Linked DNA regions of Mus musculus: region 2 is linked to region 1. The links are chromatin contacts, found by Hi-C or POLR2A ChIA-PET in ENCODE. All regions are on one chromosome and are shown on one strand. The core of a region is the stretch at or near the end of the contact, and the rest is flanking DNA. Distances in the headings are between cores, read along the strand shown. Region 1 holds the start of Mrpl36 (mitochondrial ribosomal protein L36). Region 2 holds the start of Cep72 (centrosomal protein 72).

What was found. A loop is a pair of places that touch in the nucleus more often than their neighbours do. ChIA-PET counts read pairs that join two places held with the same protein, here RNA polymerase II (POLR2A).
Region 2: a map of T-helper 1 cell shows a loop between it and region 1 (4-fold over the local background). The contact joins the promoter of Cep72 here to the promoter of Mrpl36 in region 1. A Hi-C loop is called at or near these places in 1 of 37 maps with a recorded cell type or tissue (T-helper 1 cell). POLR2A ChIA-PET finds 5 or more read pairs at or near these places in 1 of 5 experiments (embryonic stem cell).

What each region holds. Positions count from the first base shown.
Region 1 is chr13:73,329,308-73,336,066 of GRCm38, forward strand. It overlaps Mrpl36 (mitochondrial ribosomal protein L36), which reads left to right and starts at 1,702. Exons shown (of 2, transcript NM_053163.1): 1 at 1,702-1,784; 2 at 2,053-2,871. The coding sequence starts at 2,066. The coding sequence ends at 2,374.
Region 2 is chr13:74,060,212-74,066,247 of GRCm38, forward strand. It overlaps Cep72 (centrosomal protein 72), which reads right to left and starts at 2,074. Exons shown (of 12, transcript NM_028959.3): 1 at 1,973-2,074. The coding sequence starts at 2,051.

The sequences.
Region 1 (6,759 bases), core at 452-2,951:
AAAATGCCCCAATAAATGTGGGCCTAAGATGCCCTGGCTAGCCTTAAGCTCTGTAAGCCAGGCTAACCTAGCACTCACTGTCTTCCTGCCTCAGCCTTTGGAGTGCTGGGATTTCAGGCTTATGTCTCCACACCCTGTCCTGCAGATTTGTCTCATTCTCCCTCTTTTTAAAGGATTTATTTTATATGTATGAGTGTATACATTTATATATGGCCATGTGTGTGGTTACCTGGTACCAAGAGAAGGGCACAGGATCTCCAGACAGGTCAAGTTACAGTCCATTTGAGTAGTTGTGTGGGTGCTGGGAACAGAATGATGGTCTTCTGCAAGAGTAGCAGGTGCTCTTAGCCATCAAGCTATCTCTCCAGCCCTAAGTCTCTATTTAAACCCTAACACCCCCTGTCTGTGTATGAGTTCACACACATGTGAGTTCATACACAGGTGCCACAGAGCACATGTGGAAGTTGGAGGAAGCCAGTCTCTTTTTCCATGTGAGTTCTGGGGACTGAACTGAGGTCTACAGACTTGCATGGAAAGCACTTGTGACTCCCAGGCCATCTCTCTGACCCACATTATTTTTTTTAATTGCTAGAACTCTGGAGTCCTTTTTTCCTTTTCTTTCTTTCTTTCTTTTTTTTTTTTTTTTTTAGGCATTTTTATTAGATATTTTCTTCATTTACATTTCAAATGCTATCCCCCAAAGTCCCCTATACCCTCCTCCCTCCCCCCTCCCCAACCCACCCACTCCCACTTCCTGGCCCTGGCATTGCCCTGAACTAGGGCATATAATCCCCAAAGAAAGACCAAGGGCCTCTCCTCCCATTGATGGCCGACTAGGTCATCCTCTGCTACATATGCAACCAGAGACACAGCTGGGGGGGGGGGGCGGTGTTTACTGGTTAGTTCATATTGTTGTTCCTCCTATAGGGTTGTCAACCCCTTTAGCTCCTTGGGTACTTTCTCTAGCTCCTTCATTAGGGGCCCTGTGTTCTGGCAAATACAGAAGTGAATGCTCACAGTCATCTATTGGCTGGAACTCAAGGTATTCCTATGGGTGCTTAGTGTGAAGGGTGAGACTGGGAGTTAGAGAGAACTACATTAGCCTTAATGACAACCTACTTTGCTATACATAAAAATAAGATGGGTAGATTTACGAACCACCTGAAATCCAATGTATATGAATTAACTGTAGAAGCCCTATATATAGGAATTACCTGTACGCACACATATATACATATATACATGTATATATATGGAAATTAACTGTAGAAATCAGTAATGGTGTATGTTGGTCTTTCCACGTTCCTTGTTGCTTTTCCTAGTTCGCGGGTAGGGACTTAACTAGAGCAGTGTCTGCACTTGCTCCTCTGGCCTTTCCCATGTCTGCCAGAACGTCTCTTAATGTAAACATATGACCTGTACATTTTGTCTGAATGTTGGGTTTTGTTTTGTTTCCAATATATTCACTGTTTGCAGTTTCTTTTACAGTCAAAGCCTGCTTTTTCTGTCTTTTTTTTTTTTCTTCTCCCATGGGCACCGGTCTTGGTCCCAGCATCTGCAGAGGCAGAGCTTAGAGTGCAGGATTCTGGATAAAGAATACTGAGACAAGGAAGGCTTTATCTGCTCCTTAGTCGTCCTCTGCACAGCACACGTCATCCCACGTGACCTTACGCCATCTTTCTTCCTGGCGGTGGCGTCCCACTCCACTGCGCAGACGCGGAAGCTTCGCTAACCGGCGCCCGAAGTTGATTAAGGACTTCTCCGCCGGTGGCACCCCTTCCCAGGTGTGGGTCCCAGGTTTCATGGGGGCAGGCAGAGGTGGTGCCAGAGCTGCTGGCCGGGAGTGCGGGCGGGGTCCCTGGCCGGCGTGAGTGAGCCTCCGGAATCTGCGGCTTCTCCGGAGTGCGCAGGCCTGGGCACATGGAGACGCGGAGCCCAGAGTGCAACCCTGGCATGTGTGCTCTGACCTCTGATGCCAAGTAACCTTGATAGGGGAGGGCCTAGGGACTGGCAGACGTGCAGCACAGGATGACCACGCTTCTCTTCCCCCAGGTCTGGGCTCGGCATGGCCGCACTGCTTGTACGGAGCGTGGTGGCTTCGGTGGTGGACCCGTTCCTGCACCTGAGTCGCCTCGCGGTGAAGCCCCGAGTCTTCTCCTCGTTCCTGCTGGGGACATTGCCACGCGCCAAACCCTGCGCAGAGGTGCGCTCAGTTCTCTGTGGCCGTCCCTTGCCGACCCTGCTGCCCTCGCTGGGCTTCAAAACCAAAGGTGTCATCAAGAAGCGCTGTAAAGACTGCTACAAGGTGAAGAGGCGTGGGCGCTGGTTTATCCTCTGTAAGACCAACCCCAAGCATAAACAGCGACAAATGTAGCCCTTGTCTTCAAGCAGTGTCCATGGAAAATTCATTTCACCTTATCAGAGAAAAATAAACATTAAGCATTCTGTAAGATCCATGGGCCTTAGGGCTTTGTTGAACCCCCCTTTCCCCACATCATAGCCCAATTCCTTCACATCTAATCAGACCAGAGCTGCCGATGGAGAAGGATTGTTACAGTAGCTGTGTATGAAGCAGGAATACAGAGCCAGCTTTATCTCTTGAGACAAAGTCTGGCTCGGTAACCCTGGTTGACCTGAAACTTGGAGAGAAACTCCTGCCTCTGCCATTTGTTACCATATGCAGCAGATTGTAAGTGCTTTAAGAGGCTGCCTGAGCCAAAAAGCTCTTGTGGGGTGTGCAACAATCCCAATTTAAGAACAAACGATGTTCTTGTGTAGCAACTATCCCAGTCTTTACTCAAGGAAAACCTTGTTTACATAGAAATGTCTTTTGGATACCAATTAAAAATATTTGTCATGACTGTTCTTACACTCTGGAGTAGTAGTGTTCTTTATTACCACCAAACTAATGCTTTCAGAAGGAGGTTAGTACATTTTCAGTTCAAAGAAGGTAACAGAGCATGCTGGCTTCTGCAGGGAGTGCTAGGACACCAGCAATTTTTCAAATCTTGCGGTTGTCACTATTAAAAATCGGGCCTGAGGGCTGGAGAGATGGCTTAGCAGTTAAGAGCACACTGACTGCTCTTCTAAAGGCCCTGAGTTCAAATCCCAGCAAACACGTGATGGCTCACAACCCTCCGTAATGAGATCTGATGCCCTCTTCTGGGGTTTCTGAAGACAGCTACAGTGAACTTACATATAATAAATCTTTAAAAAAGCGGGCCTGGGGTTCATGTTTCTCCTGGTCTTTGACACTATGCCTTTTTGTGGTTCTAAGTCCCATTAATCTGTTGAACTTCAGGTTCACCTGGTGTAGTCTACCAACTGATTCCAGACTAGCGTGTTTTGTGGCCCTGTGATTGATGTCGAGTGCTGTGAACCTGCTGTCCTCTGTAAGGAATTATACCTGGTAGCTGCTGGTACCCTCTATCATTTTCTTGGAGTACTGTGAATTCAGAGATAGTTTCAATAGGTAGCTACAGGAGATAACCATTGCCTTTTCCTGGGATCTTAAAATAGCCGTTAAGAAGTGCTCACAGCACTAGGTCTGATAGTTGCTAAGCAAGAAAGTTTAAGCAGAGATCCTCCAGACAAGACTTTGAAAAGAGAGGTCCTGGCAATAATGTTATTTTTAAGGGAGGCAGAGAAACCATGTGCTTTGATCTGTTGCCTTTTGAAGGGTTTGTATAAGCTTATCTGTGAACCTGAAGCCCGGGAGAGAGTCTGAGGACACAGGGAGAGCAAATGGCGCCTTAATAGGACCTAGCACAAACGATAGCAAGTTCTCTGGTTCATCATTCACACCACATCACATGCGGATAGTGTTCAGTCCTGAACTCTGCAGTAAGTTTCTGATGGGCCCAGCCAGCAGGAGGTGAGGCGCAGGAACCCACTTAGCCAGCAGAAGACCCTGGGCCAGGGTGACCGGACCAGCCTGGCTGTAAGCACCCTTCCATGGTGGTCACTTTAGTTCTGCCTCTTGGACTTGGGAGGCGATAATGTGTAACAGGACAGCTAAGAGGTGAAGCCCAACCCCACCATTTTCAGCTGTGTGGCATTCTGCTCTGGGTGCCTCCGGTCCCTGGCTGTAAGATGGGAAGTTATAAGTTTCAAAACTATAATGTTAGCGTCAGAAGAATGTGGCACGCAGTCCTTGGTGTGTGCCTGTCACTGTATTAGTGATACAGGACAATTGGTTTCAGGCCCCAGGACAAGGGACTGAGGTGTATACTTTACATATCAAAGCAGACCTGCCCTGCTGGTTCTCCCAGCATCCCTCAGTCCCTACCTGTCATACCCTGCCCCACAAACCTGAACTCTCCAGCCCAGGGGCTGGGCTGCTCTTCCCCCAGGGGCTCCTACCTATATAATCCAAACATTTTGGTCTTCTCCTCTTCTTACTACTCCTCTTTTTTTCTCTCTTTCTGTCTCTGTCTGTCTCTCTGTGTGTCTCTGTCTCCCCCCACCACGCGCACACCTTTCTTTCTCCCCTTCCCCCACTTTCCCCATGGTGACCTTCCTGGCCTTAGTCCTTGTGGCTAGTGAACTCACCCACCTGAGAGTAGCTACCCAGTAAACCTGCCTTGCATATAATCTAATCTGGCTTGAACTGGCTCCTTTCACTGAAGGTGGAGAAATAAACAATCACAGGACATTTGTCATCCTTTTATTTCCAGAATTCTCCAGTAGAAGTCATTTCCAGTAGAAATAAGTAAACCTTTGAATAGCCTAACTCATTAACCCTAGTGTCTAGCTACAGGCAGGGCCAGGGTCAGGGTATGATTTCTGTCTGTATGAAACACTTGTAGCTATTTGAAAGAAGTGGAAGAAGCTAGGCTCACCTCTTGGGCAACTCTCATGGTACACAGTTTGGAGTCATTGGGAAGAGCTCAGTGAGGCAGTTTGTCTGATCTTCAGGGCACTAGCTGTAGTCTTGTCTTCTGGAGACGACACCACATACCAATGTCAGTGACGCCTCTGAGGCTCTTCATGGCACAGAAGATTCAAGTTGCCCCACCAGCTTCCAGGATGAGTAGGGAGTAGGGGCAGACATAACCTCTTAGGACGTGGCTTCTGGAGTTTCAGTGTCAGGTCTGCTTCCTCAGTTCACACAGGCTGGAGAGACCCCAGATTCCAGTCCTCTGATTGGTCACACTGACAAGATGGAGTCGGTGAGTCCTGCCCTAGCCACTAGGATCAAAGTTACTCCGACCTCATACCTACAGTTGCAGGTGGCCATGCCAGGCCTTTGGATCCTGAATGCGGCAGAAACACGCTTCAGGGGTCTGATGGGAGCACACTTTACTTCCTTTCATTGGTTGGTCAATTTTTACTTTTGCCACGATAAAAAATTTAAGTCTTAAAATACTGTACTTTACCTAGATTTAAAATTTTAAAGCCTTAATTTACTGACCTGGTTTTCCCAGAAAAGCATTTAATTTTTTTAGTAAGATGTGTAGAAAGATTAGTTACATTAGTTCCTTTCCCTGGGACAGCTACATATTGTTCTGACTGGACCTTGTGGGCTCTAAAGGCCAAATGAAAACCTGAAAACCAAGAGACTGTCAATAAACCTCTGCCTGCACTGGGTGCTGAACACTGGCCAGCCCACCCTTTGGCACCTTCAGACAAACAGGCGTCTCACTAGCTGTCTTAGTCACGGTTTCTATTCCTGCACAAAACATCATGACCAAGAAGCAAGTTGGGGAGGAAAGGGTTTATTCAACTTACACTTCCATGTTGCTGTTCATCACCAAAGGAAGTCAGGACTGGAACTCAAGCAGGGCAGGAGGCAGGAGCTGATGCAGAGGCCATGGAGGGGTGTTTCTTACTGACTTGCTTCCCCTGGCTTGCTCAGCTTGTTTTCTTATAGAACCCAAGACCATCAGGCCAGGGATGGCACCATCCACAGTGGGCCCTCCCACCCTTGATCTCTAATTGAGAAAGGCCTTACAGCTGGATCTCATGGAGGCATTTCCTCAAGGGAGGCTCCTTTCTCTGTGATAACTCCAGCTTGTGTCAAGTGGACAAACAAAGCCAGCCAATACAGTAGCTGATGCTACTTGTGCCCTCCTCTCAGACCTGATGCTTCATCAGCACAGCTCCCAACTGGCCCTTCAACATGTTGCCTCCCTGACATCTCAGCAGGACATTAGCGTCCCTGAGAGTCCACTACAGCCTGCAGGCCATATGTGACCCGAGAAAGCTATGAGTGAGACCTAATACAAACCTGTAAACGTATTTCTAACATCATGAGATAACTTTTTTGTGACTCAATCTCACTGTTTCTTGTCAATGCAACAGATGTATGGGTTCTTGCAGCCCATAGCTGAGGGTTGTATACTTATTAGGCAGAGACGGGGAGGAACTGGGGAAGCTCTTCATACAGTGGCAGAGATCAGACAAAGACAAAGACAAGGCTTGATGAGGCTATCTATGGCTGTGCGAGACTCTTAGACTCTGAATGAGACCTGCTGTTGTTAGGCCACCATCCATCATGGCAAGTATTGTTTTAAGGACCTTCTCTGGGTAGTACGAATATTGTATTAGATGAAAACAGAATGAGTGGTCTTAAAAATGCTGGACTACAAGATTCCAAGAAGAAGAAGAAGAAAGAGGCATGTCTAGGTAAGGAGAGGCCAAGAGCTATAGCAGGCCAAGACAAAGGGTCAGGGTATCAAGGTATTTGGGGCTACACATGCCACCAAGCTGAGCACCTTCCAGGAATGAAGAATGAAGGGCTGAAGAGCACAGCAGAGG
Region 2 (6,036 bases), core at 824-3,323, 730 kb after region 1:
CTACATAGAAAGACCCTGACTTGCAAGCAAGCAAGCAAGCAAGCAAGCAAGCAAGAGCAAATAATGGAGGCGAGCAGGCTGAGCACTAGTATTCATTGCTATTTGCTTCCTAACTGCAAACGCAATGTGAACAGCTACCCTACACCCTAGCCACTATGCCTTCCTCACCTTGACTTTTATCTCCTCCAGCTGTGAGTCAAAATAAACCTTCTCACTCTTAAGTTGCTTCTTTTTCTTTTTTTTTTTAAAAAAGATTTATTTTATTTATTATATGTAAGTACACTGTAGCTGTCTTCAGACACTCCAGAAGAGGACATCAGATTTCGTTACGGATGGTTGTGAGTCACCATGTGGTTGCTGGGATTTGAACTCGGGACCTTCGGAAGAGCAGTCGGCACTCTTAACCACTGAGCCATCTTGCCAGCCCCTTAAGTTGCTTCTTGTCGGTTTTTTTTCCCCCACATAGGAAATGAGAAAACCAACTAATATACCCTCTTACTAAATAACAAAGTCTTTATACAGAGAATCCTCCTGGTTGACCTGAATACTATCAGCCAATAAAATCAACCTGACACAGTTTTTACATGTACTTGGAACACTCTCCAAGAGAAACCAGATTCTTGGGCATTAAACAATCTCTGCAGACTTAAGCGAACCAAAATCATACACAGTATGTTCTCTGACAATAATAGAATTACACACAAAAAAACAAGAAAACCTCCCGACACATAATTCGTTAAAAAGACATCCCTAAAGAATAAAAATGTGAGCAATCACTAAATAATTTGGAGGTCTAAGAAGATACCTAAAGGGATATTTGAAAAGCATATTAAAATCAATGAAAATTAGAACCAGTCATGGTGGCAACTGCCTGCAATCCTAGCCACTTGAGTGTCGGACTAAAATTCCAAGGCCAGGTTCCGTTAAAAATGGAGATCAAGGTCATCTTGGCTTAATAACACACTTGAAAAATTAAAAAAACGTTTGGGGTGAAGTCCCATGACAGGGCATTTGCTTAGCATATGCAAAGCCCTATGTTCTATCTCCAGTACCTTAACACACAGTAGAAATATAAACACTAACAAATGTGTTAGTGTGTGCAGCTATGTGATACGTAAAGAGAAATGTACAGATTAAGAGATTTAAATTATAAAACAAGCTTTAATCCACACGTTTCACTTCTAGAATCTAAAGAGGAAAATAAATGCAAAGCAAGCACAGAGAAAAAGGTAAAATTTAAAAACAGTGAAGACAAATCAACCAACCCAAAAGTGGTGTCTTTGGCATGACCAAAAACCGTATATCTCCAACATGACTGAAAGATAGAGCCAGATTAAGTACCATTTATGAAAATGGGGAATATCCCTACAGGCCCCACAAGCATTAATAAAATAGTAAGAGAATGCTGTAGTCAGTTCTATGTAGATATGGTTGACAATCAAGAAAAAACGATTTAGATAACGAAAATGCACTCTAGGTGAAACCACTATAAGTTTAAAAATCGTAATCGAATTTAAAAAATGGTAATCGAAAATCTTCAACAATGGAAAATTCTAGGCCTGCGTGGTTTCCCTGTCAAAGTCCAGGGGAAAAAAGTTAAAAAGGAAAAAAAAAAAATCACAACACAAATTCCGCACGATCTCTTGCTCAAAACGTAATGGGGCCTTGATGTCCAAACCATATAAAAAGAGACCTGCATCTTCATAAGCGAAATGCCATGTAGGAACCCAGGAAGACAGATGAAAGCTGCTGCAAAAAAGAAGCGGGGGGCTCAGCCTGACCGCGGTCCCACAGAAAACCCAGGCCGCGTCCACCGGCTCTCCAGGACCTTAGCCACGCCCTTCCCCACAAACCCGCCCAGCCGGCCCCGCCTCCTTGCCCCACGGGCCGAGACCGTTTGTGGTCAAGTGCCATTCGCACGGAGGCAGAGCTATCAGGCCCGGCAGGCCAACCCAGTCTGTCCCCCACGCACCCAGGTCGCGGTGGGGACCCAGGCCGCTGCGCTCTCGTACAGTCTCTTCACACAAAACCAACCGCTGGCCTGGCGCCATGTTTTCAAACCGGACGCTGGCGCGCGGCGCCTGCGCTGTGACGTGATCTGGAACGGGCGGGCGGGACCAAGCCTGCAAGGGGCGGGCCCAGGAGGGTGGGCGGAGCTTCGGCTGTGTTTAAAACTTTCTTTGGGACAGGTTCACCCAAGCCATCCTAATCCGCTGAGCTCTGAGTGCAACCTCACCCTGCTCTGGCTCCTCCCCAGGACAACCCCATTGCGTTCAGTGCGGTTTGTGGAAACAGCTGTTAGTGCCCGGGGCATTCGCACCTACTCCCACTTCCATTCATTTCCTACTCCCTCCAGGAGCCTTCTCTCCTAAGGTTTCTTCCTGTCCCAGCCCCTGAGATGCTCCCCCCCCCCCCCCCCGCCAACCCCCACGCACTTCCAAAAGTTCTCATCATGTGGCTGGAGAGACAGGCTGTGTGCAAAAAAAAAAAAAAAAAAAAAAAAAAATTTCTCCTAACTAAGACACATTGAAAGTCCTTTCATCAAACCTGGGGTCTACTAATAACTTCCAGGCATTGGAGAGATAACTAAGCTTTTCAGAAGCAAATTAAGGCTTGTATGCTTGCCATCTAAGACATGTGGCGCCTCAGGACACAACACAGATTTCAATCACCCTCTCTTATTCTATTTTCTCTGACCAAGATCAGAGTCCAAGTGGGACCTTGGGGAGACGGATGGTCTGTCAGGGACAGACCCAAGACCAGCTTTTCTACTGCAATGAAAGTGCCAGTAGAAACTTGGGAAGTAACGTTTCTGTTTACTAACGTTTTACATCTTCACTGAAGAAAGAGGGACAAGGATTAGCTTTGCACCCTGCAAAGATTCCTACAAGCCTATGATTTCTTACAAGCCTCAGTAAAAGGTTATGCTAATGATTAATTACTACCAAGTACTCTTTCCGGTGGTTTATTAAATACCATCTGCCGTGGTAACATTAGACTGTGGCCAAACCTACATGCATTTAAGCTGTTTTATGTCCTTAAGTTCCATTTGAGGTGTTTAGGAGTGAGCCAGCAGCACTTGAACTTGATTTGGTGCTGGTGAAGACACAGAGCAAGGAACAGTGTTGTGACTCGGAGATAGAGATGATGAGCCAGGCTGGGTCACATCAGGAACAATCCCTTCTGCCTCATAGTTCATAAAGCTTTCCCAACTAGACCTGGAGGTTAGCAGGAACCTTCCTTAGCTGGAGTCCCACAGCCTGGTCTTCCCTACTACCTGGAGAGTTGGCAGGCAGTCCTACCCAGAACATTCTGTTGATCTCACATACACACCCCCCCCCCATGCTGCTCCCAACCTTGGCATTCATCAGCTGTCTGAGATGGGGTAAGAAGAGCCACTGTTGCCATGTATAAGGCTTGTGCTTCTTTTTGTATGCTCTCTCTGTAGGACATGCCAAAACATGTGCTGCTTAAGACCCACAACCTAGGCCAGCTGGACATTGGTGGGAGCAGAGGAGGCCTCTCTGGCTCTTTCTACCTGATACCCCTTGTGGTTTTCTAGGATCTTCCATGGAGGCTTTCACTCTCCAGCCTGAATCTCTAAACATGTGGGCACAAAATATATAGTCATCTTCAAAAAGACCAGGAGGGAGGCAGGGCAGCCTGAGGCTGACCCACCCATATGTGCCTGAAGAAAATATAGGTTCAAGCTGGCCCCTGAGGGTTTCTGCCTTTCTCCATGACTGTCTTTGGCCATAGGGAGTAAAAGGAGGAGGTGCCATCAAGACTGAGAGTTTTAGATAGGAGGAGGGCCCTGCATCCTCAGTGGGCCTCTTAGAGCTATGGGTGACATGACATTGTTAGCGCTCCTCATTCTCTTGTAGGGGCAATACTCTAGTATGTTTCCTTAGCTAGTTAGATCTCTCCTTCCTGTTACAAAAGCTGGGCTTATGTGCATACCACAGTACTTCCTCCTAAAGTCAATCAGGAGCCACACCAGCCTGTTGGCAATGTTGAAAAGAATGCTTCCATGCTCATAGGTGGACCTCCCACTGGTGCAAGGCACATAGTTGCTAGAGGCGCTGGCTCTGACTGCATATCCCCAGACTAATGTTAGAACCCAGTAGTGTAGACAAAGGATCGCGAGCAAGCAGTCAGAGCCATCAGGAGGAGACTGAAGCAGGGGCTGTATGAGAGAAATATAAAGCTGTGGCTGAATGCAGAATGGCTGTCACCCTTGAAGGCAAAAACCATTGCCATCTCAAGGAGTGAAGCAGGAATAAGGGTAGAGGGAGGGGTAAAGGAGGCTCTCCATTGCTCCCCTTCTTGAGGAGGCTCTGATCTAGGGCCCGCTAACCTCCCTGTTGTAACTGTTTTTTACTCTTCTCCCTAGCCATATCTTTACCAGTTAAGATCAACATTAATACCTGGCAGTTATCAATATATTTCCCACTTCTACCCCCCACATATACAGTAAAACATACAGATATGTCAAGCAATGCCCTTCCCATGGCTGCTTTACATAATTGGTGTGAGCCTGGAGGTCTGTATCATTGTATCTTCCTTTCCCCATAAGCTAAATCCAGTGAGGGGGACCACATTCTGCTCTTATACTTTGCCCAGAGTAGCACGGGGGGAAAACAGTTTAGTGAGGAACATGAGCAGGAGGCGATCTCTGATATACTGTGTGGAGAAACTGTGAGGTCACTGGTTCTCACAGCTGATTGATGGCTAGGGAGGGAGTCTGCTCTATCCAGGCTTAGCTGTAGCTTACCTCTCAGTGCATTTAGAAAGCACCTCTGGTTTGAATTCTATCCTGTTTCTGGAAAGGTGAGAATTCAAAGTCAGTGACCCAGGTTCCACTAACCCGGGTCAGAGGTTATTAGGTCAGCTAAGACCAGGCTGAAGTCACTTCAGGCCATGAGTTACTGAAGTGGGACACTGTATCCAGGAGTTTGAAAACACTGTTATGTAGTTGGTGAGGATGGTCCATTGGCGTTGTCCTGCCCTAGGAACCAAAGGCTAAGCCATAGATAGCAGCTGGGTTACCTGTAAGAGCCAAAGTCAACTTGTAAGCTCCACCTGCCCAAGGACCAGGTAACTTCCTGCAATGCTGAGAGTTGTAGTTCTTGAAAAATCACAAAACCACATGGGAAATACGGTATCCATGTGGTTTTGCCCTTTAAAGACCTCCTACAACACAGGACTTTTGCTGGGATCCCAGGGAATAGACCTGATCCGAGTCCATCGTGGTCAGTATTTAATTAAAGCTTGTTTCAAATTTGGATCAGTATTGTGGAACTGGTTTTTTTTTTTTTTTTCTTTTGTGAGTCTCAGGATTATCAACCTTGCCATACTGACATGATACCCAAAAGAGCTCCCATGGTCTCAGAGGCCAGAGCCCAGCCACTTCTGTCCAAGACTAGACTGCCTTGGTATCTATTCGGCACTAGGCCTGAGGGAGCTAGTTCCCAGCATGGACATCTCAGTGAAATGTCTCTACTTCCAGTTCTATGACTGCTTGAGTTCTGTACCACAACAGCAAAAGTGGCAGAGGCTCCAAATGTGACCACCAAACCCAAGAGATAAGGTGGGTACCACAGCAGTGTTCACCAGGTGCTTGCTCTCATAGGCATAATTCCCTGATATAGGACTCTTCATGTAACCTGCCAGATGGTGACCCTGCAGTGCTGACTTTGCAGGCAGAGACTGCCCAGGCATGAACCTCTGGGTAGGGGCTCCCTAGGCATGAGCCCCCAAGATATGGTCCTTTAGGTAGAAATTGCCCAGACCTCACTCCTTGAGGAAGGGCCTCTTAGGTAGTGATCCCCGAGGTGGATACCACTCAAGTGTGACCCCTGGATGATGATCTATAAGGCATAAACTCTCAGGCATGACCCACATGTGTGGTGCCACATATGTGTCCCTCCAGGTGGTGAATCTTCACTGGCAGTGACTTCCATAGCTGTGACCTTCCTGGTGTGATATCCTTAGATGGGCAGCTGCTCCTTCAATGTACTCATTGGCCCCTAATGC